Linked DNA regions of Mus musculus: all the other regions are linked to region 2. Evidence: chromatin loops called from intact Hi-C (ENCODE). Cell type or tissue: heart. All regions are shown on one strand. Each heading gives the region's core, and the rest is flanking DNA. Links, peaks and the distances in the headings are about the cores only.

Region 1 (6,515 bases), core at 580-5,579, 53 kb before region 2:
TCTTTAAATCAGTTTTGGTTGGTTTTCAAGTACTGGATTATTTTACTTATTGGTGTACAAGAGTTAAAGGTGCCCTTTAGTTTGCTATACCTTGTGAAATCTTTCTGTGAGAACAAAAACTAAACAGTAACTCACACCCTCACAACTTCCCATTTTTCCTTGAGGGCATTTTTTCTTTCTCAATGGGTAATGTTTCCACAATCCACAACCTGTGTTAAAAAATTCATGCTTATAGGCAACACACATTCTCTCCTATATCTCAACTTATCTCTAGATTACTTATAATACTTTCACTAATATAAATAAAATATAAACTTCTGAATTACTTAGAGATAATGACAAGAAAATGTCTGTCGATTTCCAGTATAGATTCAGTTTTTGTTCAAATAACAAGTTATGTGGTGTTGGTTGAGTCTGAATTGGAACTTCAGAGAGCATCCAGGACTGCTGCTCTTCATGTTTCACTGTTCACTGGCATCTCCTCGGACACAATTCCTCAATAACTTGTTCTCTCACTTATTCTCATTTTCATCCATAAAATGGTGTTTCAACACTTGGTCTGTGCCAGCCACTGTAGCTTCATGTTTTCTGGTGATTGCCCAAGGAACACGACTTCTACAACTCCATAGAAGACTTCTTAAATGAACCTCATAATTTCCCTCATACCAACACATAATTGGATGTCTATTTTGCATTCAAAATACATTTTCAAAAATCCTTATGTGTTCCCTTTTGCTTTTAGATCCACTTTGGCCAAGTCTCCCTTCTATCCAGCCTCAGTTTTTTTTTTTTTTTTCTTTCTGGCATCCATTTCTACCTTTCTGTATCCACTAGCATTGCTCACACAGACTTTATCAATGCAATTGAGATTTTATTATGCCTTCCTTAGAGTCCTTCAAAGCATTAAAATACTTCAAAGGATTTTTCTTGTTCCTAGAGTAGGGATAATCCATACATATTCCTATGCCATCTATTCTTACTCTTTGCTCTTCTTTCTCATCCTGCGTCTTTGTGCTTTTAGTTGTTTTAACCTATCATGCTCCTTTCCCTCCATGGTTCACTGCAGTTGCTTGCCCTTGTCTTTAAATACTTTCCTAATTGTTTGCCCACTAAAACCTATTTACTTTTATACCTCAGTTCATTTCCTTTATGTGTACACAAATGCAAAACATCCATATATAGATGTGCATTCACCAAATAATAAAATAGATGCACAATCTTTGGTACCCAACTTATCACCTAAAAGAAGATGTTCATATGTACATGATGTTAATGTAGCCTCCTGCTGTATCAAAGAATAAATGGCCACCTGATGAAAAACAAAACAAAACAGTGTTTCTCTTGGCTCTGATGTGTTATGTTAATTGTTGATGAGGTTTTTGTAATCAGTGCAGATGAGGATGGAGGTAGGGATTAAATGGCTTATAAAGCTACTGAAAATTTTAAGCTTTGGGAAAATACTAGAGATCTTAGTAGAAGTTAATCTTAATAGTATGGATTCCTTCAATCTCCATTCTTAATACTGAGCAAATAGGAAGCAATTTCTTCTAAATCTAATAGTTTACAAATATAATACCACAATTTTTAAATATAAGCAGAAATATTACATGTTAATCATAGCCAGTGTGATTCTTACCATCTATGTGTTTTGTAGAATGACTAAATCCACTAGTTAACATGAATCCTTCCGGGCATTCTACCACGTGTAGTGGAGTGAAACTATTTAGGTTCTTTTTTAAGTTTTTCAAGAAAAAAAAATTAAAGTCAGTTCTATGGCACACATTTCTTCTTAATCACAGCACTTGTAGGACTGAGACAGGAGAGTTCCTATGAGTGTGAGGCAAACCTTGTTTACATAAGTTATGAGGCCTTGAGAGCTCTAATGTACTATTACAAAGTTAGGACTCTTCTCCTCCAAAGCCAAAAGAATTAAGGAGAAAGAGACCCAACAAAGCCTTTGCCGCAAGCTGAGGGTTAGGAAAAGGATATAACATGCATGGCAGATGTGAGACCAAGTTAAGCAGAGAAGTCTAATAGGAAACATTTGCCACAATTCTCCTTTAAGTAATGTCTCTTAGGAAGGATGGTTTTGAGTGGTATGCAAAGTTGTCTTATTAACCTACAGAAAATTCCAACAGGATTTTGCTGGCATATTTAGTTGTAAATATTGCCACCAAATATCTTTTTGATCCTATGTTGTTCATGCTTAGCAAGCTGATAATTATCCAAGGGTGTTTCTCAAAAATGTTTTTCTGAAACACAAGTTAGCAAGGTTAAGGTTTTCATATCTCAGTGACAATTACACATTGTTTTCAAGTGGGTCAAGGAGTTTATGCCATTTTTTCCCCTAGAAGGCTACAATCTGTTCCTTCCGTGTTATGTTACTGAGCCAAGGATTCGAAACAGTTCACCATGAACTCTAAAACAATGGACAAGGGAATACAAAGGAGGATATTTGTAATTTACATTTTTGGCCTGTCTGAAATGATTTTGAAAGTGACCATGTTATATCACTTTATGTTCCCCAAACATATGCAGCCTGACATATTGATTAATGAGTAAGGGAACTTCATTAATAATTAATGCTGGTGAAGTGGAAGAGGAAGACATATAAGAGAAAAAGATCCCTCCAGAATAGGGAAGAGAGCATAAACGCTACCACAATGTCAACATCAGAGTGGCATTGTCAAGGTCCAGGTGGATTTCCTTGCTTCTTTGGAGTAAGATTTTTCAGACAGGAATGAGTAGTACACGATAATGTTCTATGAGAATCTTATTTCAACAGCTGAAGGTTAAGCCAGTCATTGAACAACAAAGACCCCCGGAAGGGCTTATATTGACTTGTTCAAAGTTTTAGGTTTATAAACACTACAAAAACAATCAACAGGTTAAGTTTAGGTTACACTCATATTCCATGGTGAAGTGTTGTTTTCAAAACTAATACATTAAACAACAAAAACATCTCTGGTGATGACCTGAGCACATGGGGTCAGTGGTCTTGTCCAGTGATATTACAGAGAGCCTCAGCACTTGGAAGTTCAACCCTGGCTATGGGTATTTTGCTCTCAGCCATCACATTCTACTCCCCAGAAACTTATGTACAGAAACCAATGAGCAAATAATACTCGCCTGTAATTTTTGAATAGAACATTCAAAACTTCTATTTTTATTTACAGAGAATAATCCCTGCTTAGAGCTCAGAATGCTCCGAATGCCCATAGTGTTCTGTAACTACTGGTAGGTTCTGGACAGTATTTTCAACTGTTTTCTTCAAATAAAAATAAAAGTAATTTTTCATCTAAATGATGGGCATAAAATGTTTTCTATAATAATGAATTATCTTGAATTATATTTTGGAATATATGGTTCAAACTTCACATTAAAAGTTCTTCCTGGTATTGAGAAAAGAAGTCAGCAGCTGAAATTATTGTCACTTGCTTACCCTTTCAGTCTGTCACGTATTAGACCTCAGATTGCCTCTGGGGTGCTTTTACCAGAAATGCTTAAAAAGTCTTAAAAAAATGTTGTCAGGAGAAACTTGACACACAACTACCAGAGATGTCAGAGACCCCTCTACAAGTGGAGATTACTGTCTTGCCTTTTTGTGTTTTTTCTGGCTCAATGCTTCTCAAACTTACCTGGTATCTGAGCAGTTCTTTAGGGGGTGCGGGGTGGGGGGGGAAGATTTCTATGCTTTCTCTAAATTTGCTTAAACAAAAATAAATAGATTAGTATATAACTACAAATACTTGAATGTTGGAATTGCTCATAGAATAACTAATCTGACCAAAGCTAAAGCACAGGTGAAATTGATGGCTAGCCTGCAACAACTAAGATCCAGTCAAAACTACACAGTTTAGACATGCCACATTTATATTTTTTAGTTAAGTTTCTTTACTGTAGAATTGCCTTATAACTATTAAGTTGATTGAAAGGCTCATTTGGGATAAGGGAACAAAAACTGATTGTCACTCACACACGGCAAAATGCTAAGCAGATGGATTTCTCTGCACATGAGAACAGTAGTTAAAATATTATGAGAGTGTTGTTTTTAATGATTTGACCAAGCATCTGGCAAGTACTATTGCATCAGAATTTCATATAAGATGTGGAACTCTATGCCCTCTCCTCCCCTTAGTACCTTTTTAGGCCTTTGTAGAATTGAATTGTTAAATGAAAATACGTATCATCTCAAAAGAATCACAGGAGCATGTAGGTCTGATTGTGTTGGGCTTTTTTGGCCTCTCTCAGTTGTTTAACTATGAAGAAATTCTTAATACATGGATTATTTACTAAACTAGTGATACATTGATAGAATACATGCCCCTATTGGATCAGAGTTTAACTTTTATTACCAGATTTATTCAGATTGAGGGCCATGCTTTAATTCTTGTACCTATTAGTAATATTAAGCCCAGCTGCCAAAAAACATCCAAAAGATATTTAAATAACAGTAGTTCAGATGTAACCACCACAGCCATGAGTGGCACATTCTGACACATTAATTGAGTTAAAGAAGAATGGTGGCACTGTTAAAAATAGGGGGAAACATCCTAAGAAAGCTTACAACGTAAATACACATTGTAGGGACTGGCATCTAACAGCTTCCCCAAGTGGTTAGAGCAAAACCCTATCTGTTGACTAAACTGCAGTCCTGCTATTACGCTTGATCAAGAAAGTACCCAAGATTGTCTCTATCAAAGCGAATGATCATCAGAAGAGAAGCAAACTGACTAGTATTTCTGTATTTCATAAGCACAGCAACTATTTCTTAAGTAACACAACAGGGTTTCAGCAGAAAGAGGATTAAGGGTTTTATTTTCCTCAACTGAGGCACAAAATGAGGGTGATTTTTCACTTTAGCTTTCATTTCATTTGGCTCAGGTGTCAGAGACCTATATTTATCTCCTAGTAGGCGTGGGTCTGAAGGACTGGAATGCTCAGGATGTCAATGGCTGTCAGGCGTCAGGATAACCTAGAAGATAGATGAATGGTTGAGACCCCGTGCCTCCTCCCAGAATTCTCAGCTGCTCCGCTGTGGAAATGGTGTGTTTACTTTCTGTGTCTCCTTCAACAGTCTCCCTGAAGCCAATCTTAAGATCCTGTGACTGGGCAAGCAAGCTGTTCTAGAAGTTGGTGAGCCGAAATTTTATTTAGGAGTATAGCTGTCTGTGTCTTTGTGTTGATATCCTGTTATCTATGAATTAATTATGTGAACTTTCTGATGTGTGCCATCTGGTATAATAATTAATGTGCAATACTTCTCTTAAGAAGTTTATTTGCTTGCAGTTAAGGAGCTAGGGACATTTTATTTTGAGCCCTTATTTTTACATTGCCAAATCTCCCAGTTGGTTCTGTAATTTTCTTTTTTTAGGAGGGGGCTAGGGAATTTCATTTTCTTTTGAGAATTTGTGGAAACAGACTTATCCTTGAATTTTATATTTCTTTTTTATTTTCAAAATTTATGTTTTATGCCTAAATCTTATTTCATATCTTATTAAAATCTGTTTTTTTTAGACCTTCTTGAATATTAATATTTTGGTCATATGACTCTAAAACCATGATTTAGACTTTGTAATTTTTGCTTTAAGATTACAAAATGTCGTTCTTAAAAATCAGAAAAGAGGCTGAGTAGACTTTGTTTGCATGCTTTGAAAGCATTTTCTGGCTTTGTGTCACTCCTGATTTAGTGAATAAAAAAAATAATGGGAAAGCTTGTACTCTTAGCTAGTTAACTCCTAGGAAGAATGGGAAAGACATACTCATCATTGATGATCACACAATTGACACTGACTGTTGTCTCCCAGATAGGTCCTTTGTGGGTCAGTGGAAGGTTTGATTATATAGCAGATATCTTTCTGCAGGTGTGTTTCATGTACAGCCAAGTAAACAAAAAGTGTCAACGTTTCATAAAGTAAACTCAACTGTGTGCTCACTTATGGATTGAATAGCTGCTTGTGCAAAAAAAGCAATTCACTCTAACTTTCCAATCGATTTTGTAGAGTTTAGGACTGAATTAGATATGTTTCTTTACTGGGAAAAGGTCACTGGCTTTTTGTCTCTGGATAATGGCATGGTTGCTTACTTCTGGCTTATTATTATGAAAGTGTAGACATCTGTGTCCCTCTCTGGTTGGAAGGAATCTGGATCAAATGGAGACAAACAGGCCACCTGCCTTCTTCTCAGGTGTACCTAAGTAATACAAGTGGATTTGTGGATCAGTGAGACTCCTGTGAGCCTGAGAATGGGAAGGAGAAATGCCTCTAAATGATGTACCCCAGAAACACCAATTATTTGAAACTGGATCCTTTCAGAAAGGGCAACAACAGCTTTGTAATGGGCTGATCTGATAACTTAGAAAGGAAATCAAGAAGCAGAGGATAGTAAAACAACATCACTTGGGAAGAAAAGCCAAATGACAAGCTCCAGGTCTCCGAAGGTTGTTTGTTGTTAGAAGAAGCAAAAATAAAAGAACAAAAACAAGCAAATGGAAAAAAACATTTCAAGTGCTGCAA
Region 2 (6,515 bases), core at 720-5,719:
CTTGCCTCAGTATCCTGTAGTTTTTCTTTGAGAGGATCCTCAAAATTTTCTTTTGAACGCAATATTAGCAATCTGATTTATAGTTTCAGTAATTTTTTGAATTGTACTACAACAAATTAATATTCTGTATCCTAATGAGACAAATGTAATATAGCATGCATTCAATACTTCTAATAACTAAATAGGCTAGACATTGAAAAGCCTAGATATCATATTGTATATAATTTCCCATGTAATACACACTTGTAAATTAAGTCTGCCATGGACAATCTTTATTATTCTCAGAACATTAAACAATAAATGATTTCCTTAGTATTACTTTGTTAATTAATGTTTTGATTTAATTTATAGGACATTAGAATGCTATTTTATCTTATTTGATTACTAACTACTACCTGTTCATTCTTTATAATGTGCACATATAATTTTCTTCTTAATATAATATCAAATCATTTTAATTTTATTTCTAAACATTAATTTGAAAAGAATACATCAAACTAGATATGAAGACTATATTTAGCATTTCTTATTTTATTTAATGCATAGTTACTGTATTTGTTTGGGGTGTGGGTTTGTATGTAGCATGTCTCATGTGCGGAGGTCATAATGCAGCTTTTAGCTGTCTTTTCCAACGTCTACCATGATTTCTAGGCACTAATCTCAGGGACTTTGGTTTGCATGGCAAGTACTTTTTACCATGAGCCATCTAACTGGGCCATTCATTATTTCTTCCCCCCAAAAGGACTTGATGTTTGTTTTCACAAGCGTCACCCTGGGAGATCTTTGTGTTTTCTTAAGTCTAATGAGAGAGCGTGGTGGTCAACTGAAAGAATCCAAACATAGTCCAATGTCTAGCAGATAGTAAGTGCCCAGTGTGTCAATACTGTCAGATTATGGCTACCTTAATATTAAGAATTTTTGTATAAATATACATTTATAATTTTAGTCATACAGAGATGTTGCTTTTAATTTGTTGAAGTTTCAGAGAAAGCAACTCAAATATCCTTAACAGTTGTCAATTATTGTGACTCACCAACAACCTCAATTTTAATGTAAACCTACATTTTAAAGGTTATAGCCACTATATGAGTTTTATTAAGCTTGAGGGTGTAGGTAGACTGTATGGATTTCCATTCCACTGGTGAAAGACATCAGTGACACGGTGACTATATCATGTGCTGTGTCAGATCCTATTGTGAATGTATGAGAATTAGACATGCATCATGTGACCCCTCTCTTCTAGAGACTTGTAATACATCTGTCATCTGCCTCTTAAATATGTCCCAATATTTGTGTAGTCAACTTATTGCACTTCCTCTTTTCACAAGAGTTGAACTGCATAAATCAGCTGTCTAAACTACTGCCATGAAGGATTTTTAAATAGTCATAGACTGCGGGGTAAAGGGTATAATTTTCATAATCTCAAAACAAAGAGAGACATTGTAACTGTGCCAAGACCTTTAAAAGCAAATAACAGAACACTAATGAATGAAGTACTAAATTCTATAGTGTAAAAAATATTTTAAAAGGGTAAGATTTTTACTATTTTTACTGCTTTTTATAATTATTTGTTTAATTTAGATCCAGATAGCAACTTCCCTTCCCTGCTATACTTTCAGTCTCTCCCCCTCCCTTCCCCTCCTCCATCCACCTCTTTTCCTCTTTTCTTCTGAAAACTTGAGCCCTCCAATGGATATCAACCAGCCTTGGCATAACAAGTTGCAGTAGGACTGTCTGATCTTATTCTGTTGAGGCTAGACTAGGCAGCCCAGTAGTGGGAAAGCAATTCTAAGGCAGGCAATGTAGTTAGAGACAGCACCTACTGCTGTTTGAGGAGTCCTATATGAAGGCCCAGCTGAATAACTCTACATATGCAAAGGGCCTTTGTCCATCTAAAAGGCTGACATTTTTAGTTGAACAGTTTTAAAAATCACAAAGGTCATTTTCTGCTTTTCTACTAATAAATAAGAGAAAAATATAAAAAGACCTTTGAAGGAAAAAATGGCACTATTATCAGTAAGTGTTAAGATAAAAATGACAAATAGGCTTCAGAAAATAGGATATAATTTACTTAAGTAGTTACCACGAGGTCAACAACAGAGCCTGATCAATGTACTTCTTAAAACTCAGAGGTCTGTCTGAGTCCATGTGGACCGTGATTGAAGGCTTCTCACATATTGTGGAGTGCTTACCATCCTGTTCAATGCTCTGGGGAATACCGCTAAACAGACATAATCCTTCCCCATAGACAAAACATACCAGCAGGCGCGTAAACAGGTCATAAAGGCTAATCAGGTGTAGGCCTTCTCCAGCCATGATAAGTGATCTTTGGGAAAGCAAAGCAAGAAAGAAGGAAAGATTTATAGGCTCAGGAATGGGAGTGTCGGGAATAGAACCCTGACTGACTGACGGGCAGCTTCAGGCGTTCTCAAGTGCTTTACACTAAACAACTTAGTGTTTAATGCCCTTTTTAATTTTCATCATTTTTTGACTAAAAGAAAGATTGTAGAAGGCACATTAAGTTTGACGATCACCTCACAGTGTAAACATGTCACCATTCCATATACAACTTTGGCATTTTTTCATGTATAACAAGACAACCACAGAACAAACCAAACAAAAGCAGGCAGTAAGGGATGCTTCCATAGCTCCTGGTGCACACTTAGCTAGTCATATTTTATAAGAATAGGATTCAAACCAACATCTACTCATGTTACCATGCCAAGGAGACTTCCCAAAGAATCGAAGCTCAGTTGACTTATGGCCATTGATGTCCTATCCTACCATTCATTATCTGTTTATTTATGGCTGGAACTGATATCTATAAGGCTAGGGGAACTTCCTGAGGAACGTATTGGCTCAAAATACTGAATCAAGTGATATTTAAGGATGAAAACCTGGGTCTGGTGAGATAGCTCAGTCAGTGAAGCATTTGAAGATGACAGCCCTGTACTCAGAATCCATGTGAAAAGGTGAGGTTTCTAGTCTTAGTGCTGGGGAGATGAGATAGGCATATACCTGGAGCTTATGGCCAGACATCCTCGCATAGTCACTGAGTCCCTGATGCTAGTAAAGACCTTGTCTCATAAAACAACAAAAAAGAAGTAGATAGCATACAGAGGAATAACACCTACAGTTGTACTCTCTCCTCCACATACATGTGTGTATATCAACACATGTATTCACCTGTACTGATGCACATACATGATTACACATATATGTATATACCTTCTCTCTATATACACATACATAAAAAGCAACCCAACTCTTTACTCTTAAATGATCATAGCATACACTGCCTTAGTGCTCAAGTTGTTATTTAGCTGCATATGTAGCAGAGGATGGCCTAGTCAGCCATTGATGGGATGAGAGGCCCTTGGTCTTGCAAAGAATCTATGCCCCAGTATAGGGAAATGTCAGGGCCAGGAAGTGAGAGTGGTTGGGTGGGTGAGCAGGAGGAGGGGAAGGGTATAGGGGATTTTTGGGGAGGAAACTAGGAAAGGGGATAGCATTTGAAATGTAAATGAAGAAAATATCAAATAATAATAAAAAAAGATTACAAAAAATTCATGTTGTGGATTCAATTCCATGGTGTGCCTTTTGCATCTTGAATAGCAAGAGCTGTTGGCTATGAGGTTGGACAACATCTACCAGTGGTCTTAGTGAATGTAAATTTGGTGTTTTGGCATGTACAGTGGAAGATGTAACATTTTACTCTCCAGAGAAAGTCAGAAGATACATATGACATTAGTGTGACTAATAATCAGTCAAGTGAATGCAATGTTCATGTGCACATCTATTTGCAGGAAATATCGTTTTCTGTTAGTGCCCCTATCTTCCTAAATTTGTATTGATCTTCCCAATGTTGTTAAATATTCTCTTTATGACTTAACTTTATCTGTACTTGTGTTGGAAACCTAGCTCTAGATGGCTGTGTTGGTATTTATATGCATGAGAATTAAATCTGAGGGAAAAAAAGTATTTATATCAAAAAGATTGAAGTCCATAATACATTTGTAGAAAATTCACAATCCTGGTTAAAATATTTCTTAAGGTATTCTTTTTCTTTCCTTGTCATATCATGCAATGTAGATACATTTTTCACAGTTTTAAGGTTTCCTTTCCTATAAGTAACTCGTTCAATATGAAACGCATAAGTAACTTATATTGAGGGTTTACAAGATGGTGTCATCACTTTTCCCACTGAAATCAAAGTCAAAACCCCTATAACCCTGAAGTATGTTAATGACCTTTTGGTAGTAGTTAAATAAATATATTGGTGTTATCCCCTGGGAAACCTCATGAGGCTAAGAAGGAGTTTCAGATGTTCTCCAGTCATTTTTCACCCCTGTAAGTGAGAGGGAGATCTGCCAGGGTCACACACCAATGGCAGGCACAATGTAAGACCAAGGAATGGCTTATCCCTGAGCTTATGAGCTAAATATATTCTTGCCCGTGACTCTTAGTTGCTTCATTTCAGGAGCGACCTGGAGACGATTTTCTAGTGAGCTTGCCAGCTTTTGGCCGTGATAACCTTATGAGGGTTTTGCCTGTCTGCTAGTGGATTTTTTGTGAGAATATTCTTCCCATTGTAGATCTAGAATGGCTGAGGTTGATGACATGCTATGCTCAGTAGTATTAGAGTTGTTTGGTACTTGTGCTTTCTATTTTGGATGAATATATTTAGGCTATTTTTTTTATAAGCATATCACCATCCTCTTGAAATTTCAGCTAAATTAACAACAAAAAATGACAAATAGTTAAGAACTTCCATCTAGAACAATGGGCCATTTCCTTTTGTAAAATTTGTTTGTCATCCCTGTTGATTGACAAGAGTTTCCAATTGTTTTCCAAATTATGAATCTGAAAGTCTTCAGGTTCATGCTAGGTAGTATAGAAAAACACTCTTCTCTGCACTTTATGACCTGAGATTTTCAGGCTTTGTTGGGACAGACCAATCAGTTCCCTAATTTACTTCCCCCTTGCTGCTACACTCCAGCATCTGGAATAACAATTACAATGGAAAACAAAGTATAGAAGGGGCGGCTCAAATCAGGGGCGGCTCAAATCAGTTCCGTTGGTTCTCTGGCCTCTGACTTACTTGGATGGGAACATGGCCAAAAAAAAAAAAAAAAGACTGCTGAGTATTTCAAATGTAGGTGATGGGTCTTCACCAGAAATAGACCCTTGTGAGCTTAACTAGCAGTGAAGTGTGACTTTTTTCTTTCTCTTCTTTTTTTCAATTCCCTTGGCAACCAACCACAAATTAGCATCTGACATTGAATTTTTTAAAGCTCGTTTCAACTCTCACACACATAAGTAGTGAGGAATTCAGGGTAGGGGTTTTCTACTGAGGACTTTTTCTTCTTCACAGCTGCCTTCTGAAATGTGTGGAGCAACTGGTGGATGGTTTCCTAGCCTTTCAAAGGTAAGTTATATGGGATTTTCCCTTTACATTAAAAAAAGAAAGAAAGAAAAATTTGTCTGCCTTTACACTGAGAGGAGATAATAGCATTTTAAAACACTTACTATGAAAAATGTCAAATGAAGAATAAATAAATCCATTGTTTTCTTACAGTCTTTAGGCTTTATTGAATGCTTATATGTTATTTACAGATCTACCTATATTTTTGCTGGATAGTATTAAAATATTGTTCAGTGACAAGTGATATTTTAGTTTATGATTTTTGATATCATGTATATTTTCAACACTCCTTTGTCAATATTTAAAATGATTTATAGGCCAATTTGGGTTTTATTCAAAACTTCTCTATTTAAACATGATTTTTACTTTAAAATATAAGAACATTTTTCAAGAGTGTTGATACAGTGAGATTAGTATATAAACAACTTGTAAATCTTATAGAGCACTCTGTCTTGAATGCAATTTGTTAACTATTTGCTGTTGTTCAGTGTCATTAGCTTGTTGAAGTTTCAGTGGACAATTTGTGGTGAACTTGATTATTTTCTCCACAGTTAGGAGTAAGGCAGGAATTACATATACATTTACTGAGCACTTTTCTCTAATGAACAAAAATATTTTACTTCCCAAAAGGAGTGGGTAATTTCAAATAATTACTTTAAATTTAATTAATGTGTATCAGTATACTACTTAAATGTAAAAATGAAAGAAAATTAATGCCTTTGAAAATTAAAAAAATCATTTCAAATACTAGTAAGTTATTTCCCTAAATCATAATTTTGGGTTTAAAGAATAGATAACACATTTTAGAAAAAAATTAACTACCTAATTATTAACTATTATTGTTATTAACTAAGTAACTATAAATGGCATAATTTTTAATAATAAATTTGAAATGTTTCTAAAGATGTAAGGATCCAAGACTTTCCAGTCCTTTCATAAATAATTTTAAGTTGGCAATGTCTTTTGAAAGTCTAAGAGATCCTTGCTGTACATACTACTTTGTAAATAAGTAAAAATAAAATCCTCAAGAAATTTTACTAGTTGATTTTCCAAGAGTCTTTTAGAGTATATAAATGAACAATGTAGAAAA
Region 3 (6,515 bases), core at 992-5,991, 160 kb before region 2:
CCCAATGAAGGAGCCAGAGAAATACCCAGAGAGCTGAAGGGGACTGAAGCCCCATAGGAGGAAAATCAATCTGAACTAACCAGTACCCCCAGAGCTCCTTGGAACTATGTGGGGCAATGGGCTATGCACAGACATCCTGGTCTTCAGAGTTGAGGTTGTGACCCCCGGTGGAACCTGGTGGTGATAATTCACCTACATGGGACAGAAGGCATTCCCTCATGTCTCCTGGACTCCTGGCTGGTGTAGAAATTACAGCCCCCACATCCTCCACAGGAGAAGCTGTGGCTAGTAGTCATGTACATAATGTCCCAAGCTTCTGGCCTTCAGGCTAGACTCCTCTCTGTTACCTAGCAACAGCAAGATAATACAAGCCCACTATAGGAGGGGCTGCTTGGCCCCTCCTCCCTTTCTTACTCTCTCTACTAGCTCTCTCTCTCTCTAACATCTTACTCTCTAGCCTTTCCTCTTTCTCTCTCTTTCCCCCTCCCCTCCTCTTGGCCATGGCCACTCTCTCTTTCTCTTTCTACCTTTTCTCTTTCCTTCTGCCTTTCTACAATAAAGCTCTAAAACCATAGACTGTCTCTGTTCATCAAGGCCCGCTGTGCTTGGATGATAGGATAGGCTTTCTCCTAATGAGCCATGCCTAATCTCCCGTCAGAAGGCCTTCCTGTGCTCCAGCCACAGACCAGACTTAAGACTCTTGCCTATGTGGGAACCTTTCTCTCTCTGCCCTCTCTCCCATATCTCTGGGGCTGAGAGTGTTGAAGTGGGGCCCCTGGTATTAGGGGTTGCCCCTTGTCCACCCCCTGTGGAGTGGGGTCCAGTGGCTTCACACAGCCAGATGGCCACCTGGGCTGGGGTTAGTAGAAAGCCTCTGGCAATCCTCCCGCATCCAGAGCACAGGAACTCTGGCAGGACATGTGCTCCCCTCCCTCCCCTCTTCCCCATCACCCCTCAGCCCCACAGAACTAAACCACCAATTAAAGAAAACACATGGTGGAACTTGTGACTCTAGCTATATATGTAGCAGAGGATGGCCCAGTCGGTCATCAATGGGAGGAGAGGCCCTTAGTCCTGTGAAGGTTCTATGCCCCAGTATAGGGGAATGCCAGGACCAGGAATGAAAGTGGGTGAGTTGTGAAGCAGGGGGAGGGGGGAAAGGGTAGGGGATTTTCAGAGGGAAAACTAGGAAAGGAGATAACATTTGAAATGTAAATAAAAAACATATCTAATAAAAAATATAACATAAAAAAAAGAAAAGTGTTAAACTTTGTATAAATAGGAACAAATATATTGCCCTACCTCAGGGGGGAATATGTGAAAGCTGTTAAAAACCAAGAGATGCTGTCTAACTGTATTATGGTTTACATTTCTTAGTAAATCTAAAGAGGATTTGATAGTACACTTTCAAGGGTTTACTTGAATGGGAATTCAACACAATGGCAAAAACAATAGGACACTCATTTCCATACCAAAACCAGGATGATGGAAATGTGCTTTCTAAATAGAATCACATTCAAATAATAGTATTTTAATTATTTCCATTTTAAGCTAAGGTAAATTTAAGGAATATTTCAAGCAAATAGAGAAGTAAGCAGGCAAACAAAATAGTATCTCTGACATCAGTTGCTAAAAGGCTATTTAAATATATTTTCTTAAAAAAACAAACTCAAAAAGTCATTCTTAAGTATTAGAAAACAGAATTGGGCTACCACTTGTTTGAGAAATGCAGCCTAGAAGGAAGGACAGGCTCAGAGTGGGATGGGGTGGACAGCAGGAATGAAGGGTGGGGTCTAGCCAGCTAATTCCAAAATCACTGCACTTGACTCGATGATGAAATACTGAGCCGAAAGCATACTCCACCCACACTTAGAAAGCAGGTTAGAACATACCTGAAGTTCAAGTCTTTAAAGGAGAATTGAGTTTCAATGATACCAGTGGTTTTCACCCGGGAATGTAGAACATCTTGCTCATTTGGCACGTACCCAGGGGCTGTGAGTCTGTCTAAGTCATTAAGGTAGCTAAGAAAAACAAAATCGAATGGAGTATATTTTATTTTTGACTTTACATCGGATACACTGCAATTCAGTGAAAATGTATTTTAAGACTTTAAAGTATGTTGGAAAACAAACTCTATTTCTTGTTTGTTATCATGCTACTGATCTGATGGGCAGGCCTTGGGAGCTCAGATGTCACAGTTGCAGAGTGCGGAATCCACAGAGCTCCTGGAGAACTCTTCTCTAAGAACTCCTCAAAGCCACTTTAGCCCTAGACTTATGAAATCTGTAGGACAGACTCACTATCATATAGATTGAGATACGGAATGGTCTTTCCCCATGCAGAACTGTATAGATGTATTTCTATGTATTATGCTGCCTTGGAATGTTTGCTGCAACAGTTATTACAAGCTCCTCAAAGATCCTGTTACGGAAATCACTCAGTTTCCATTCTAAGATAGCGATTGGTGTGTATAACAATTTGAATTGTTTGAGAGTTATTAATTGTTTGGGTGATTTTTACATGGATTACTTAGTTTAGAACATTATAGCCATCTATGTACTGTAGCCACACCACTGTCTATCAGTGCATGGTGAAGCCCTTAACACTTCCAGAATTCCTACTGTTACTGGAGTGAACTCTTTGCTTGTTTGTTCCTTCTGTTTATTTGGTTTTTGTTTTATTGATCACAGTATCTAAAGCTTGGCAATGGTTAAATGTAAGCTTGATCAGCTCTGTGCTCTGAGTCTGTTAGACTAAAGAATGAAAACTATTCTTAGTATCTTTATCCTTTCAAGCTCGATCTACAATTAAAACTGTATTTCCCTTCATTTGTAGTGTTGTGTATGACACTACGGATTAAATGGCTTAGCAATATGGCTACTTCTGTGACAAATTTAAATGCAAAAGTGAGCCATGCCTGCATACGGATTTTAAAGTTTGGTGTCTTTCCAAAGAACTTTGAGGGTATAGTCATAGCAAATGTTAGTTATTGCCTACAAAGTTAAATTTGCTCAGAGATTCTGTTACGAAGTTCAGATGTATTAGCATCTAACACAGCAGTTCTCAGTCTGTGGGTGGCAACCCAGTTGGGGGAGTCAAACAACCCTTTCATAGGGGTTGGATGTTAGATAGCCTGTATGTCAGATTTTTACATTATAATACATAAAACAGTAAAATTTCAGTTATGAAGTAGTAACAACATAATTTTATACTTGGGAGTCACCACATGTGGAACTGTATTACTGGATGACAGCACTAGGAAGGCTGAGAACCACTGATCTACCACAATGACTTTAAAACAAAGTTCTTTTACCCTTAAAAGTGGATTTAGCACCTAAAGTTTTCCTCAAGGAGAAAAGTAAAACTGTGTATAAGAGGTAACATAATGGTTGTATGCTAATAAAGTCTGGTTACCTTTAAATGGGTATTGACTTGAGATGTAATGTGTCAAAGAATGAATTGGCAGATTTTACATTTTAATTTTTTTTTTTACTATTACTTGAAGCATTGTACATTTTCTATTGATGAAATCTGATGTGTGAGAAGTGCATGATATGTCAGCCATTTTGTGTCCAAGTAAAAAAGTTTAAAAAAAAACATGATATACTTACAAAATAGAAATCAAATCCATTTAATGAAAGCTTGAGCAAAAATAGATTTTAAATAATTTTTCTTTGCATTTGTAAATCACTTTAGGCAAAGAAGAGACTTTAGCAAATTGGCAGATTTTCATCAAAAGTGCTGATTTTAATAAGTAAATTTGGTATTTGGATGCCCAAGCCTGTAGTTTCTAAACCTTTAGCTGTTATGACTCAAGTCACATACAATGCGTTGATTATTTACTTCTAATCCTGTAAAGATAGTGCTGTCCCTTGTAAACCACATTTGCTCTTAATGCTTGTGGAATTTAAACAGCACACTAGGTGGCCCTAATTAGTAAACCATGAAACTTAGGTAGCTGAGGCCTTTCCTCCGAGCTTTTCCTAGAGCTTGTGGCATCTTCAGCCAAACCCGGGAACTGGGAATTCTGCTCTACTCTTCTGGCAGCGTCCATCTGCAGAATGTCTAGATGTGCAAAAAAAAAAAAAAAAAATCTTCCTTTCACTAAAAAGTTGGAAAAAAATGTTTTATATAGTATAAACAAAATAAATAGGCAGTGCAGGATCACTCTGATATGGAAATTGAAGTATGTAATTTAATTCAAAAATTGAAAAAATAATATGTTCTTAACGTTTGGAAGAAAATAATGTAAATTTAGCAACATTTTAGCAGGCTTTTATTTAATATGCCTATAGTAACACTTTGAAGCTGCCAAAGTTAATATCTCAAGTATTCAGTTTATGTAGAAAATATTTCTAGTACATAGAGAGAAAATAAATTTTCATAAAATTATACTGCTGTGCAAATCAACTGAGTGTTCAAAAACTATTTACAGTATGGGCAGAACTCAGAAAATCAATGGAAATAGATGTTTGATATATTTAACAGTATGGTAATATTCTCAACTCAAACTATTAGTCAAAAATTCTAAGCATTTAAACAAATAAATCATCTAAAATATGAAATACAGTGTCATTTTATTGCCTCAGGTTAGTTATCTGAGTTATAATTAGTTAAATTTTTTACTATAAATATAAAGGACAAACAAGGAGGCAAGCATACTAACAATGTAATTGAAGGTATCTAGGCAATATTTATTCAAAATGAAATTTATTAATCTTGACTGGAACACACTTACATGTCTGTCTTTCGGTTCACCTTTCCCAGAGGTAACTAAGCAACATTTTGTATGTAATGTATAAGCTTGCATCTAATTTACTCAATGATTAGCACAGACAGGTAAGCAAGGTTTTACAGTACCACAGAAATCACTTTGATAATCACAGTGAGGTAGAGACTGGAACCTTGGAGAAAATGTTCCCAAGTTTATGTAGTCATAGAGTGACACCCTGCTCTCATCAAGTGGAATCCATACTTTTGTCTAAAGGAAATGGTCCCAGTGGAAATTAACAATAAATGAACACTCATCACCATCACAGAAATGTGCTCACTACACATGGACTTCTTTTTATGTTTTTTTTTTCCAGACTCTCTCCATCCATCACTGTCGTTTTTTCCTAAGAAACAGACTTATGGGTCAAAGGTACTCAGTGATTACAAATCTGCATTGTCATTGTCATGCATGACCCATCTTTCTGTTTAAAGAGAGCTTTGCTTCCCAGCCACATTACTTTTTGTTGCTTGTTTAATTAAACCTCAGGGCTTGCATGGTTTGTCACGGGATTCATTCAAGGACAATGTTGTATGTTTTCTATGTTTGTAGGCATGGGAAGAAATAGAAAACGAGTAATTGCACAAACTTTTTGTAGCCAAACAAAATCACATGTTCTTGTTGATTCATACAGAAAATAATTCAAGAAGCACTCGAAACAAGGAAGTTTGAAGTCGTGGCAACAATTCTATTGTAAACAGTGCAATGCTCTCCTAAGTTCCTTATTAACATTAAATACTTACTTGCCAATATTTGCTATGCTGACTCTAACGAGATTTCACAATATGCTAAAATCTGAAGCCAATCGACTTTTCTTCCAGAGTTTTGTGTCTTGCTCAATAACCTAGTGGTCTATCACATATATCACTAGTAAACTTATTCTAGGGGTTATTTCAGTAACACTGAAATATATGATTCAGATGCATACAGTTCCAAATATCAACACGCATGCCATCTGTCTGTGTTCATGCTAAGTAAGCATTGAACATCATGGTAATTTTTTTTTTTAACTAAGAGAAGATATGTGTAGTATATATTTCTTCTCAGGTATGTTGTTTCATGTCTTTTCTGCTGGCTCTCAGGTTTTTTTTTTTATAATAAAATGCTAAACCATTTCCCATTATTTGTGCTTACATGCACAATGTGCCAAGTTACAACCTATGTGTCATCTGCAATTCTTGTCCAAGAAAATGACTTACTAAGCTGCAGAGTCATTGAGCTGGTATTCAGATGCCCTTTCAAAGCAGGCTTGGATTCCTGGATCCCCCCACAGTCGTTTAATGATTTCAGCCAGCTGTGGAGTCATATCACCATCTTCTAGTGTATTTGCCATTGAGTGAAGTTGTTCTTGGTCCTCCTGGAATAATATTTTGGTGGGAAGAACAAAAGTATGCTATTTAGGCACAGGCACTGTTTTAAATAGAGCACGCTAAAAGGTTTTTGTTCCTTTCATTTTGTCAATCATTTCACTGAAGAGTTTTTCAAAATCTATGAAGAATAATTAAACTAAAATTCATTATAGTAGTTGACTGATATCTAGAAATGCTGACCTTTGGAAAATTGCAAAATACTATATGAAGAATTTGAATGCTTTGGTATATTTCATTGATTTCTGAATATGTTGTCACAAAGAATAACAGTGCTAGTCTGTTATGGCCTGGTTTAAAATGCTGGTGTGAAAGAAAAATTAGATTGTAATAAAATGTTACTTGGCATGAGGTATTTCTTTTAATTACTTGGGCAA
Region 4 (6,515 bases), core at 640-5,639, 100 kb before region 2:
AACCATGTGGTGTTTCCAAGATTTTAGTAAGATAAAGATGATCATGAGGAACACAGTCCCACCATGGAAGAATTCTTATGCCTTCCTTTACTTCCACCAATAAGTTCTATATCATGGACATCTCCTTACCGTCCCCTGCTTCCTTACTTGCTCATATAAGGAATTGAGCTCAGGACCCAATCAAACAAAGTAGCAGTACTCTACGACTCACCTGTATGTCCAGCCCTCTCCTTCCTTCTTTTTTTAATATTTAACAATGTCACCTTAAAATTCTAGGCTGTCCTTCAACTCATTCTGTAACACAAGCAGGTCCAAGATGTATGATCTTCTTCTTCATCCTGCTGCCTAATTGAAGGTAAAAGCATGTAATGTTAGGATTGCTTGCTTTTATGTCTTTTTTAAAAATAAAATACAATCTTACTTAACTTAAACATAAAATTCTGTTTGTGCAGTGGAACATCAGGTAGCAATATGAAGCTTGGTGTTAAAAAACACATTGAACACCCAGAAAATACCCATCTGCCTGAAGTCAGAGCAGCACTAAGATGAGATAGTTTGTGGTAGAGAGAAGGGAGAGAAAGAGGAGAATTGTGTGCACAGTGAAGAGAGGCAGAACTGGAGATCTGAGGGCCTGATGTGAGTAACCTGTGCTGCTGCTACTACAGGCTATGGTGGTGTTCTGTCCTGTGTTGCTACCAATGATCAGGTCTGAGTCTGTGGCCCTGCAGCAGTGGGGGTCTGTGTCTATGTCCATGGTCCATGCTACCACCAAAAGCCATGCTCTGGACCACTGCTTGGGGCCATGTTGTCCTCACCTGTTATTGGATGCAGCACTCAGGAGATCTTACCTTGCCCCTCATGAGGGTAGGGGGTAGTGCTGCAGATCTGGCATAGGACAACTGGGAAGCTGATAAACTCAGCTACCACTCACTCAGGCCCAGATCCAGGGCTTTGAGTTAGCAGGCCCCAATATTTACCCAACCGATGAACTGTTGGAGCATGTTAAGGGGCCATTTCTGCAGAAGGAAAGCTGTAGACTCTCCGTGACACAAGGCAACAACAGGATATCTCAGAGGAGTCTAAGCAACGATCATAGTGTAGCAGAAGCCAGAGGCCTTGGACAAAGCCAATGACTCATTACAGTGAATATTTGCAAGTAAAGCTGTTTGGGCAAAAGGATATAATATGTGACACACTGCAGCATCTATGGAAAGATTTTTTTTTTATTTTTTGTTTTCTTTTGGTGAATGTATTGCAAAGGGTAAAGGGCAGATATGGAAGGATGGAGAGGTGAGAGAGGTTGAAGTTTATAATGTGAAATTCACAAAGTATCAATAAAATGTTTGAGAAAAACAAAAACCAAACTTATTGGGCTTCCATAAATACTATTCCTGTCAAATCATTCTTGTCACAGTACAACCTGCTTGATGACTAAATTATTTGCTATGGATTTCAATGTAGATTTTTACAAAGGGTTTCCACACCCTATGTAAATGGTAAATATTTCTAAACACGATTGTGCATCAGTAACCACCATGTCAAAATAAATAATGATCCTCAAAAAGAGAAAATAAAATACCCTTTTGCCATATTTTAGGTTTTACTAAAGGTGAGAAATGTGAACATATGCTGACCTATTTTAAAGACCTAAGGGTTCTTCAGTCATTTCAACTTTCTGCTCCCATTTACTAGGAAATCGGAGCACAAAGCTCAGCTTAATTCTTGGGTGTGGAGGATATTTTCCAAAGCCCAATATTTCAGATGCTGGCTGAATTTAATGACTTGTTTTTAATGTGTGGCTTCCTTTCCTCACAATGAACCAAAGTCAATGAGTTTTGAGTTGATTGATGGAGACTATTACAACACATGAGGAAGACAGCAAACTCTATTAAGACAGGGGAATGTGGGCTCTTGGCATTCAAATGGATAAAATACATAGGCAACTTTGACTGTCTCCATCTACTCTATAAGGGTAGATGTCAAACTTCATAATCCCCGGTAGAAGGTAACAGCTGAGAGTCCCATGGCTGCTGTCAAAAGGTTGTAGGAGGGTTTTACACTTCATGTGGATGTTGAAACCCAGGTATTAACAGTCTCCCACAAATAGTCATAAGTTAAAACACTGGTCCCAGCTGGTGACACTATTTATGTAGGTTTTGGGTACTTCGCTTGGTGTGGCCTATAAAAATGAAGGTACTAGAGAACTGTGTAGAGAGCCTCTCTTATAAGCATTATCTGTCAATAGAAAAGACAATGGCCAATGAGCAGAGGCAGAAAATATGAGGTAGGAAGAGATACTGGTAGGAAGAGATATTGGTAGGAAGAGAGAAGATTGTGGGAAATATTAAGAGTATAAAAGAGACATCCAGCTATTTTGAAGGCTATCATTTCCCTAATTTCTTTCTCAGCCTGTTTATTCTTTGAGTAGAGGAAGGCTACTGATTTGTTTGAGTTCATTTTGTATCCAGTCACTTTGCTGAGGTTGTTTATCAGGTTTAGGAGTTTGCTGGCGGAAGTAAAGTATCATCTCATCTGCAAATAGTGATATTCTTCCTTTCCATTGTCTCCCTTTGACCTCCTGAGCTCCCAGGGACTAAACCACCACCAAGGAGTACACATGGAGGGACCCATGGCTCCAGCTGCATATGTAGCAGAGGGCCCTTGGAGGGCATCAACATTTGAAATGTAAATAAAGAAAATAGGAGAGAGAGAGAGAGAGAGAGAGAGAGAGAGAGAGAGAGAGAGAGAGGAGGAGAGGACAGGAGAGGACAGGAGAGGACAGGAGAGGACAGGAGAGGACAGGAGAGGACAGGAGAGGACAGGAGAGGAGAAGAGGAGAAATTCAAGGAACACAGTGAGGAGGAGAGGGACATAAGCCAGCAGGGAGATTCTGAGGAGACTCAAAGAAAGAAGTGCACCAGGACTAAAAGAGAGGTAACTGACTACATCATAGACATAAAATAGTTTAAATGGATAAACAAGTTAAGAGCTAGTCAGGAAAAGAGCCAGAGCTTATGGCCTAGGCATTTAATAATAACTAGTTAGTCTCAGAGTCATCATTCCAGGAGCAGGACTGGGAAGGAAAAAAATGTTTTCCAGAAATGTTTTGGGAGAGTCTGCCTTACCTTTGGCCTGCCTCCCCTACATTTATCCTCTTCCTGGCCATTATGATGTAATTTGTTGTGTACTGCTATGTCCTCCCTGCCACTATAAACTGTGTCCTCTGTAATCATGAGATAAGCAGTCTCTTCCTGTAAGTTATTTATGTCAGATGTTTTGTCCAACTGATAAGTCAGACAAAACAGAAGGCTTGGACACCTAGTAGCTGGAGAAGCTACTAGAGTTTTGGATCAGAGAAAGAATTTATGTTGTCCTTTCCCCAGTGCTTGGGTCTGGTAGACAGAGTTATGAAACCAAGGGCCTTAAGGAGACAAAATTACAAAGAGGTAGGCAGTACATCTACTCTATGCTCTGCTCGTCCCTCACTGCTTCCACTGACCCACATATGACTTCAGCATCCATGGTGCCAAATTACACCCATGGTGACTCTTGCCCTAGTTTCCATCCCTAAGAAAACTTCCATTGTATTCTACATCACTGAAGCAGCCATGTGTGTCCCATTGGCAATGCTGTCTTTACCACACCTACTTGCTCTGATAGAAATCACCCTTTCCCAAAGTGGCCTTCTGAGAATGAGGACTCTCTGAGCCACTGCTGTATGTATTGTGTGCAGAGAAATTGAGTTTAGCCAAATAAGCTTAAAGAAGAGTACACTGTGGTACATAATCAGAATAAAGCCAGCACAGCCTACAAACAGGCTGGCACCCTCAGACACATGCATGACTAAGATATTTCTTAAGAAAGTCACTTTATAAAATTAATAGAGGCAGTGTGGTCTATCAAGACATAAACATCAATACTGTAATGTAGGATAGTAAAAACATATGAAAACCAAGGTCCTATGGTCTCTTGTTATATAGGTAGCTATAGCAAAAAAAACTTCAAAGAAAGAAATTTTGATTTGCACCTATTAATTAATACAAAAGTATGAACATTAGGACACAAGCCTTCTGAGAGTAGAGAAAGATAATTCAATAAAATTAGGGGAATGACTGATACTAAAAAGAATTAATAAAGAGACATCTTGAAATAAACCAATCAGAAATCTAGGGAATAAATTTAAGTAGAAAAATATGAACAAAGAAATGTGTAGTGGTACATCATATTTGTAGTCTCAACATGTGGGTACTAAATGGAATGAGAATTCTGAAGCTACATTGAATAGCATGTGTGTGTGTGTGTGTGTGTGTGTGTGTGTGTGTTTCTGTTTCTATGTGATCTAGATCAATTACAAGAAAATAAATTTTGAAACATCCCAGCAAGCTATATAAAAATCTACGAGTAAAAATGAATCAACAAATCCTTGTTGAGACTAAATAATTTGTTTGAATAAATAAACAAATATTCTAATTTTGTTATGTCCTGAAGGCCAAAGGAATGAGAAAGCATGTGACCCTGCTTGATGAAAGACTTGTGGAAAGTCTAACAAAGTTGGGAGATGAATATGCTTCTAGATTCATGGGCTTATAAGACCCTCCAAAAACTCTACCTGAAAAGTTCCTCTTAGTGGCCTAGTACAACTGAACTGTCAGAATTACTGGGCAGAATTACTACAAGCTGCAAGAGAGAACTATCAACTATATTTGAATAAACATGCATTAAATGAACTGCAGGAGCAGGAAGGAATGTTATCCTACATTTTGTATTTTTTTTATTACGTATTTTCCTCAATTACATTTCCAATGCTATCCCAAAAGCCCCCCCCCCCCACCACCACCACTCCCCTACCCACCCATTCCCATTTTTTGGCCCTGGCGTTCCCCTGTACTGGGGCATATAAAGTTTGCCTGTCCAATGGGCCTCTCTTTCCAGTGATGGCTGACTAGGCCATCTTTTGATACATATTCAGCTAGAGTCAAGAGCTCCGGGGTACTGGTTAGTTCATAATGTTGCACCTACATTTTCTATTTTGAAAAGAAAATAAAACACAGTCAGGAATATATAATTAGAAAATGATCCTTCTTAAATGAGAGAGAAATGGAAGGACTCTTTTGTCTACACACAAAAGACACAGTACCTGGCAGTGTCTTGTGAAAGATTCCCAGGAAGGAAGCCTAAGAATACAGCACACTGGCGAGGATGTGGAGAAAGAGGAACACTCCTCCATTGCTGGTGGGAGTGCAAGCTTGTACAACCACTCTGGAAATCAGTCTGGCGGTTCCTCAGAAAATTGGACATAGTACTACTGGAGGATCCCACAATACCTCTCCTGGGCATATATCCAGAAGATGTTCCAACCGGTAATAAGGACACATGCTCCACTATGTTCATAGCAGCCTTATAATCACCAGAAGCTGGTAAGAACCCAGATGTCCCTCAACAGGGAAATGGATACAGAAAATGTGGTACAGTTACAGAATGGAGTACTACTCAGCTATTAAAAACAATGAATGTATGAAATTCTTGGGCAAATGGATGGAACTGGAGGATATCATCCTAAGTGAGGTAACCCAATCGCAAAAGAAGTCACTTGATATGTACTCACTGATAAGTGGATATTAGCCGAGAAACTTAGAATACCCAAGATACAATTTGCAAAACACAAGAAAATCAAAAAGAAGGAAGACAAACATGTGGATACTTCATTCCTCCTTAGAATAGAGAACAAAATACCCATGAAAGGAGTTACAGAGACAAAGTTTGGAGCTAAGGCGAAAGGATGGCTATCCAGAGACTACCCAATCTGGGGATCCATCCCATAATCAGCCAGCAAACCCAGATACTATTGTATATGCCAGCAAGATTTTGCTGAAAGGACCCTGATATAGCTGTCTTATATGAGGCTATGCCAGTGCCTGGAAAATACAGAAGTGGATGCTCACAGTCATCTATAGAATGGAACACAGGGCCCCCAGTGGAAGAGCTAGAGAAAGTACCCAAGAAGCTGAAGGGTTCAACAATATGAACTAACCAGTACCCCCCAGAGCTCGTGTCTCTAGCTGCATATGTAGCAGAAGATGGCCTAGTCAGCCATCATTGTGAAGAGAGGACCCTAGGTCTTGCAAACTTTATATGCCCCAGTACAGGGGAATGCCAGGGCCAAGAAGTAGGGGTGGGTGGATAGGGGAGCAGGGCGGGGGGAGGGTATAGGGAACTTTCGGGATAGCATTTGAAATGTAAATAAAATAACTAATAAAAAAGAATATAGCACACATGTGAACCTGATGCTGTCATCTGTTGAGAAAAAAACATGTCCTAGTAGAAATATTTGACATACCAGATATAGATCAATAGAAGTTATAAATATCAGAATGTTGTAGCATAATCTGAGCAGACAATATTGCGTGCATTTTATTAGTCAGCCTTTTTTTTTAGACCAATGAATACATCATACAATTCTCTCTGTCCCCCAGTAGGCATAAAAACCCCATCAGTTGTAATAGAAAAAAGGAATG
Region 5 (6,515 bases), core at 954-5,953, 140 kb before region 2:
TCCTTTTTTCAGAAGAATGAAGCATCTTAACAACTTTAGTTAACTGCCAGGAGCCCTAATGCATATGGGATGACATGGAATGTCTCATGCAGTAAGATCAGTATATGCTGAGGTAAAAATGAGGAACCAGCAGTGGTATCACAGATGTTATATTCACCCTTATCCACAACATGTATTACAGTTTATGATGTACACTATACGAGATTTTGGCATTAACTTATCATCATATAGAAAACTAGCATCATATAGAAAAACCCAAAATTCACATGATCTTTAACAGACATAATAGTTCTTGGTGAAAACTTAGTGGCTGTTTTAGGTTGTCAGTCAGGACCTTCTGAAGATACTGCCTGAATCTCTCTTGATGTTAAGGACAAGCGTTTTGAGAAATGAAAACTAAAAAGTCATGACCTCTGTTTGTTTTTGCATCTGTGTATGGCAGGCAGTTATCTTGACTTAATGTTTTATGATTTTTATATAAGCAAAATGTAATTTGAATAATAACTAAATCTAAAGCTTTTATTAAAATTATACCGATGAATATGAATTAGAGGTCCCTGAGAGCACAATGATGAATTTTAATCCCACTTCTACCTACTTGACCTCCAGTTTTTCTCTAGTGCTTCCTTCCTGCTCCACGCTTATGATCTCATCCCCATGCATCAGAATGAGATATATTTCACATGAAAGAAATGATTCTTTGAACTTGTAATTCAAAACTAACCTATGCCGACCAAGAAGCTATTTGAAAAGGAAAGGAAAAATCAGTTTTCTTAAAAGGCATGTCCCTGAGTGTACCAACCTGGAATCATTGCACGTTCCATGCCCAAGAGCAACTGGCCAACACAAAATGTCTTTCCTTCCTTCCTTCCTTCCTTCCTTCCTTCCTTCCTTCCTTCCTTCCTTCCTTCCTTCTTTCTTTCTTTCTTTCTTTCTTTCTTTCTTTCTTTCTCTTTCTTTTTGTTTTATTGGTTTTCTTTGTTTGATTTTTGAGAAAAGAGAAAGAGAGAGAGACAGAGAGACAGAGATCCTAAAACTGGATGGGGCTTGGGAGGGTCTAGAAGGAATTGAGGGAGAAAAATAATATCAAAATGCATTGTATGACATTATTTTATTTTGTCCCTTTTATGAGACAACATTTTTTTCTATTGAAGTACTTCTGTATGGTCTTGCTCTACATATTTCCTGAGCCTGGGTGAGCAGATAGAGAGGTATCTAAATTTAACCCTTATGGCAGAACATTTTTATTGTCCCTGGCAAATCTTAATGTATCTGATTTCTGCAGTTGTCTAAACAGCTGCCTGTGATACAGAAAAATAAGGAGTGGTGAGGCTATAATAAATAATGTTTCACTGACAGGTGGTTATGCACCGATTCTCCCTGCTGGATAAACTGCCCACGATTCGCCTCCATTATTATGCCAGGGTGCTTTCTGCCATAGGTCATAGAACTTACAAACAAAGCTAATGAATGCAAAAATCAGCCACAGCAATTTGACAATATTCCTTCATAGATTTTTTTTTAATCCTCTTTTTTTTGCAGTGCTGATTTTAAAACTAGGTCCTGTGGATTCTAGGGATCCGTTCTCCCAGCAAACAGTTGCACAGCCCTGGATACTTAGCCACTAGCAATGGAAGTGGATATTGGAAAGTAAGTGTCAGAAAACCAAGTTCCATACAATCTCACGCCACCAAATCAAGTACACGTGTTCAGTTTTACTGACCAAAAGTTTTTCAGCGGTGGGAATGAGATGATAGAAGAAGCTTCAGTCCTACTTCTTCAGGCTTACTTTGTCCTATATTTTGCTCAGTGAAGTGACTGATGGGAAAAGCCTGGAGCATTTTTGAAACAGGGAAAAGAATGCTTCTTCTTGACCATCAATTAAAACTTTAAAATAATTATATATTGTCTATGATTCCCTTAACAAAGTCAAACTTACTCCTGAAGTGTTTTCAATCAAGTGAAATATCATTCTTAAGAACCAAGAAAAATGTATATGAATTTTGCAGCAGGATACAACTTAGAGGTAGAATATATGTCTAGATGTGGGAGGCCATAGTTTCATCTGTATCACAACACACACGGAAGTAAAATTTGAAAGTTATATGATTATAACATCATGGATTTTAAAGAAATGTTTTAATACTTAAGACCCACTATTGGTCAGGTAAAAAAAAAATTGCAGACATAAATCATTTTATTTCTCTGGTATAGAATACTCAAAACTGTGTCACACATTAGGTGGATAAAAAGGGTGACTTTTAGGTTATGACAAAGAGTAAATGTACATTTAGAATAACAAACTAGGTTGATTATAGGAGTCCTTTGAAGGCACAAAGCTCCTATGCTCAGGTCTCTTATATAATAGGATATCATATCTGTTCATAACCTATGCAGATTCACTACTGTGCTTTAAACTGCTGCACTATTTACAATTATAACTGTATTGTAACTATGATGTAAACCATTGTTATTTTCTATTGTCGATAAGATAATGAGAATAAAAAATCTCAATGTATTAAATACAGGTCAAAGTTACAGGCATTTTTCATCTTTAGTTGCTTGAAACCACTGGTGTGTAATCCATGAATACTAAGGGCAAAAGTCAAAATCAGATGGAATCACACTAATACTGGAATTTCCCAAATTATTTCTGACACTAGAAGGGTTGTAAGTATATAACAATTCTTTGTAACTTATTAAGTAATTAATTATGTACTTAAGTGATATAAAATAATTAATTGCTATAAAGTAGAAGATAACTTTTTATGGAACTTCATATTAATAATTTATATTTGGTTATAATTATTTTGTAAAGCAGCGTTTAAAAATTTGTAAAAATTTTAAAAGATTTTCTTTGCTCTCTGTAGTAAGTTTACTGTTCTGGGTGAAGTCTCAAACAGTTAACTGCTGTACTGGCATAATTTCTAAATAAAAAACAACTCATCTAAAAGTCTCCTTCATTATTTCAAACTCCATCTCCAAGCGCCTCAGAAATGAACTGTTCATTCCCATTCTCACAGTGATAGTGGGTCTTAGTTCACGATCATCACACCATTCTTGGAGGATTAGGTCATGTTACAGGACTAAATATACACAGGACAGCATGCTTGCCTCTGCTCAGTACAGCCTAAAATAGTTCCTTCCTTCTAAAGTGTGGGCATAACTAACGTTACTTTCTAGGCTAAAGAGCACCAGAGGAATTTTTGCAAGACACGTACTGTTTCTTTGAAGAAGATAATGCTTCAAATAACAATTAAAAACTGTACTTCATTTGCATTTTAATGCACACAATTAGAAAATAATAAAATACAAATGAACAAAACTATTGTTATGTAGAAATATGAAAAGAGAATCTGAAATCTGTACAATATTCATAACTGCAACTGAGCTCTTCTGAAGCACACAGAGTTTGTTTGCTCCTTTGGCTAAAAAGGGCACCATGACATTAAATAATTTGACATGTGTTGATATATATGATAATTTTCTAGGCTAATGAAATCATATAACTGTATAATAGAGAGGGAGTTAGAATGCACCAGTCTTGTGGCTGTGTTGATCTCTGCACGAGAAAAATGAGGACTATAGAGAGGAATGCACTCACACACATTCTACATATGTGTTCACATAAATTCAATTCTCCTGGTAATGCTGTATCATATTTGTTTCCAGGTGTGCGTTAATAGTGGAAAGTTTAAATGGTTTCAAGCCATATCCTCTGGGTCAGTAAAGTTTCCAGTCTCTCTTTCAACTGTATTTATGATTGAAAGTTTTATTGTGATACTAGAAGAACTTCAATTCCAAATCATGATGCTAAAGGCTAAACCTAAGTCCTAGTCTTATAAAGACTACTATTGTAAACTGTTAAGGATAATTAAGAAATACAAGTTGGTAGTCAGTCACCTTATAAATGATAAAATCCTTTAATACATTAATTCATAATTTTACTTGTATTCATGCTAAGAATGGACATAATTAATGATAGGAATAAGCCTCATTTAGTCTCTTGTATATGTTTTCTATGTTAAGCCTAACACAGATAACTAGAAACAAACAAACAAAAAATTCAACTATTTAGATATACTGTAGATAGATAGATAGATGATTTTCAAGTGCTTCAGAGACCTGCAGAATATGGCATTTAAAATGTTTAATTAAAAAAAAAAGCTTTTCTTTATAGAGAGACATGCCAGCTCCTGGCAGCACCCGTATTTTCCTCCAAAGAAGAGCCTCCACCTTAAGTTTGCTTCAAACGTGGCAAAACAGCCATTGAGTGACTGCTGGTCCCAACTGTGGGCAAGCAGGACACAAGGGAGTTGAATGACTCTCTTGGCCTAGAAAAGTAGGACAGTCATTCCTTAAGTTTCTGCTTCCCAGGAAAGTCTGTCAGATCTTCTGGGTCTGGTAGCCAAAGGCTGATGCCCCTGCTGATCACAGAGGGACCCAGACTATCTGTTCAGTGAAAGAATGATCAGTTTAACAACAGAAACTAAGTCTCCAGATGTGTTCTCAATTCTAAGCTCAGGCAAAGGTCCTCACTCTCCTAAAGCTGCCGCTACTAAGTCTAGATACAGTCTTCCTTGTTACCATTTTTAAATAAGGGCTGAGGATACTGAAGTTTACGTTGTAGGACCTAAGACAGTGCTATAAGATCTAGGATGGTGCTTTAAGGTTGGTCTGTGAAAGTTATGAAGGCTGGAGAATATGAAAGCTTAAATAGTGATAAGAAAGCGATTTAAGTGATTTTAAGGTATTAAACAGAATGAAAAACATTTCAGATGACTTTTCCTCACTCTGCTACTGTTATAATTAAAATTTGAAAATTAATCAATGGAGTTTTGGTAATATCATATTCACAAGCTCAACATCTTAAGTTTTCTTTCGTTGTATTCTAAGTATAAACTTAAAGGGGACTTCTCATTGTGTTCATTAGACACAAACCTACAGTACATTGGGCTCACCAAGATGAGACAAACAGTGGAGTACTTTATTTCTCAAGTTCCCAAATAGAAATGGAATAAACATTGTAAACATAGTTCTTCCCCTGGTAGTTCTCACAATTGTTCTTAGTGTATACAGGTTTTACAGATGTTAGAGATAAAGCCCTTTCTTGAACTATGGGGGAGAGTTGGGATGACCTACACCCACATTTATTGTATCTAATGGCTACGTAAGTCCTTGTATCTTCCTTGTTAATTGCTGCGTCGACAGCACCAGATGCTGCCAGATAAGTAAAAGTTTATAACTTCCTTACCTGCCCTAAAAGAGGGTTCTCTGAGATTATCATGATAAAAAGCTAGCGCTGCTGTGGGGGAGGTCACAAAAGGTCACATTGTCTCCAACTTGGCCAAAAGGCAACCTAAAGATAGTCCAGATGTAAACTGTGGAACCTCTCCCACTATGTTAATAGCTCCCCCCACCCACAAGAGTGTGACTTTTGATAAATAAAAGAGTTGGTGGCAGGAGCTGGGACAGAACTACTGGGCAGAAGGACAGAGGCAAGACACAGAAACTTGGACAAGAAAGAAGCAGAGAGCACCTCGAGGTTGGAACACAGTGGCAGTGAAGTTGGCTTATGTTAGCTGAGCTAGCTGAGACTGCCCAAGCCAAAAAAGGCCAGATATCTGTGTCTTTATTATAAACCAGAAGCAAGACACACACACCCCAAAGCCCTGCAACTTAAACTATTTTAAGTTGAAATGAAAACTATGCTTTTATAGACATATTTTGTATTCAAGTATAGTGGGAAACTTACTTGCTAATTAAGGTCAAAGCACACCTTGACCAGATAGCCTCTGGGCTTGGTGAAATATGGGAAACTCCCTTTATTAGCAAGGTTTCTCATTCTCTGACCTTGTCTGTGGAATCCAAGCCTCCATACACATCTCTATCTGAGGAAAGTCTTGTAGCTTCAATTAGATTGTAGGACCAATTTCTTTTCTCCTGACAGAACGTGTTCAGCCAGCACCTGAGATTCCCAAAATGCTTCCCCATGCTAATGAGGGGCTCTAGGTACCCTAAGTCCCCAGCCAACGACCTTTGCTATACTGGATGTCCCTACCCTTGGTCCCCCAAAACTATAAATCGTCAATCATCCCAAGTAATGTTGATCTGTCTACTGACATCAGATCCCATTGCAGTCTTTCTCCATGCAACTCACAAGGCTGTGCAACCACTCCTCCTTCCGCCTCCGCACCCCGCCCCGCCCCTCTAGGTTTCTGCACCCACTTTCCTCATAGATTGCATTGGCCAACAATCTAGGAGCAGAGAGACCCACGAAGTGTCGACTTCTCATCATGTTGAGTCTTTTTCAGGAATAACATGTCACACAATAATTCTCATGAGTAAAATTAAAAATCTCCATCATTTGCATGAAAGCCATTCAAACTTACTGAACTGAAAGTGAAAGAAGTAAAACGTGAAAACAAAATTTTAGGCCTTTAGGCCCAGGCTTGGGAATGTGGCCTCTGTGGCCCAGTGCTCCAAGGTGTGCTGGTCATAAAACAGATAGCGAC

What was found. A loop is a pair of places that touch in the nucleus more often than their neighbours do. Peaks named below come from ENCODE experiments on the same cell type or tissue, not always from the same donor. Only the 100,000 strongest peaks of a DNase experiment are listed, where the experiment ranks them.
Region 1: a loop joins it to region 2, with 3 times the contacts of the local background. A loop is called at or near these places in 5 of 42 quality-filtered maps.
Region 3: a loop joins it to region 2, with 2.1 times the contacts of the local background. A loop is called at or near these places in 14 of 42 quality-filtered maps.
Region 4: a loop joins it to region 2, with 8 times the contacts of the local background. A loop is called at or near these places in 2 of 42 quality-filtered maps.
Region 5: it touches region 2 in a loop (2.8-fold over the local background); 6 of 42 quality-filtered maps call a loop at or near these places.

What each region holds. Positions count from the first base shown.
Region 1 is chr5:17,887,332-17,893,846 of GRCm38, reverse strand. It overlaps a transcript of Cd36 not described here. Among named protein-coding and RNA genes, the nearest start is that of Gm31612, 42 kb to the left of the region's middle. In heart, for the core only: no CTCF peak of the experiment used is centred there; a DNase peak (open chromatin) is centred at 5,016; H3K4me3 peaks cover 538 bases; H3K27ac peaks cover 778 bases.
Region 2 is chr5:17,834,531-17,841,045 of GRCm38, reverse strand. It overlaps Cd36 (CD36 molecule), which reads left to right and starts at 5,150. Exons shown (of 15, transcript NM_007643.4): 1 at 5,150-5,428. In heart, for the core only: a CTCF peak has its summit at 3,838; DNase peaks (open chromatin) are centred at 4,415 and 5,035.
Region 3 is chr5:17,999,267-18,005,781 of GRCm38, reverse strand. Gnat3 (guanine nucleotide binding protein, alpha transducing 3) reads right to left here. Exons shown (of 8, transcript NM_001081143.1): 4 at 5,971-6,128; 5 at 1,893-2,021. Among named protein-coding and RNA genes, the nearest start is that of Gnat3, 40 kb to the right of the region's middle. In heart, for the core only: a CTCF peak has its summit at 3,912; no DNase peak of the experiment used is centred there.
Region 4 is chr5:17,935,514-17,942,028 of GRCm38, reverse strand. Gm31612 (a long non-coding RNA gene) reads right to left here. Exons shown (of 3, transcript XR_389766.2): 2 at 212-345. Among named protein-coding and RNA genes, the nearest start is that of Gm31612, 6.6 kb to the right of the region's middle. In heart, for the core only: no CTCF peak of the experiment used is centred there; a DNase peak (open chromatin) is centred at 3,308.
Region 5 is chr5:17,979,532-17,986,046 of GRCm38, reverse strand. All of the region lies in intron 1 of Gnat3 (guanine nucleotide binding protein, alpha transducing 3), which reads right to left. Among named protein-coding and RNA genes, the nearest start is that of Gnat3, 20 kb to the right of the region's middle. In heart, for the core only: no CTCF peak of the experiment used is centred there; a DNase peak (open chromatin) is centred at 3,066; H3K27ac peaks cover 2,495 bases.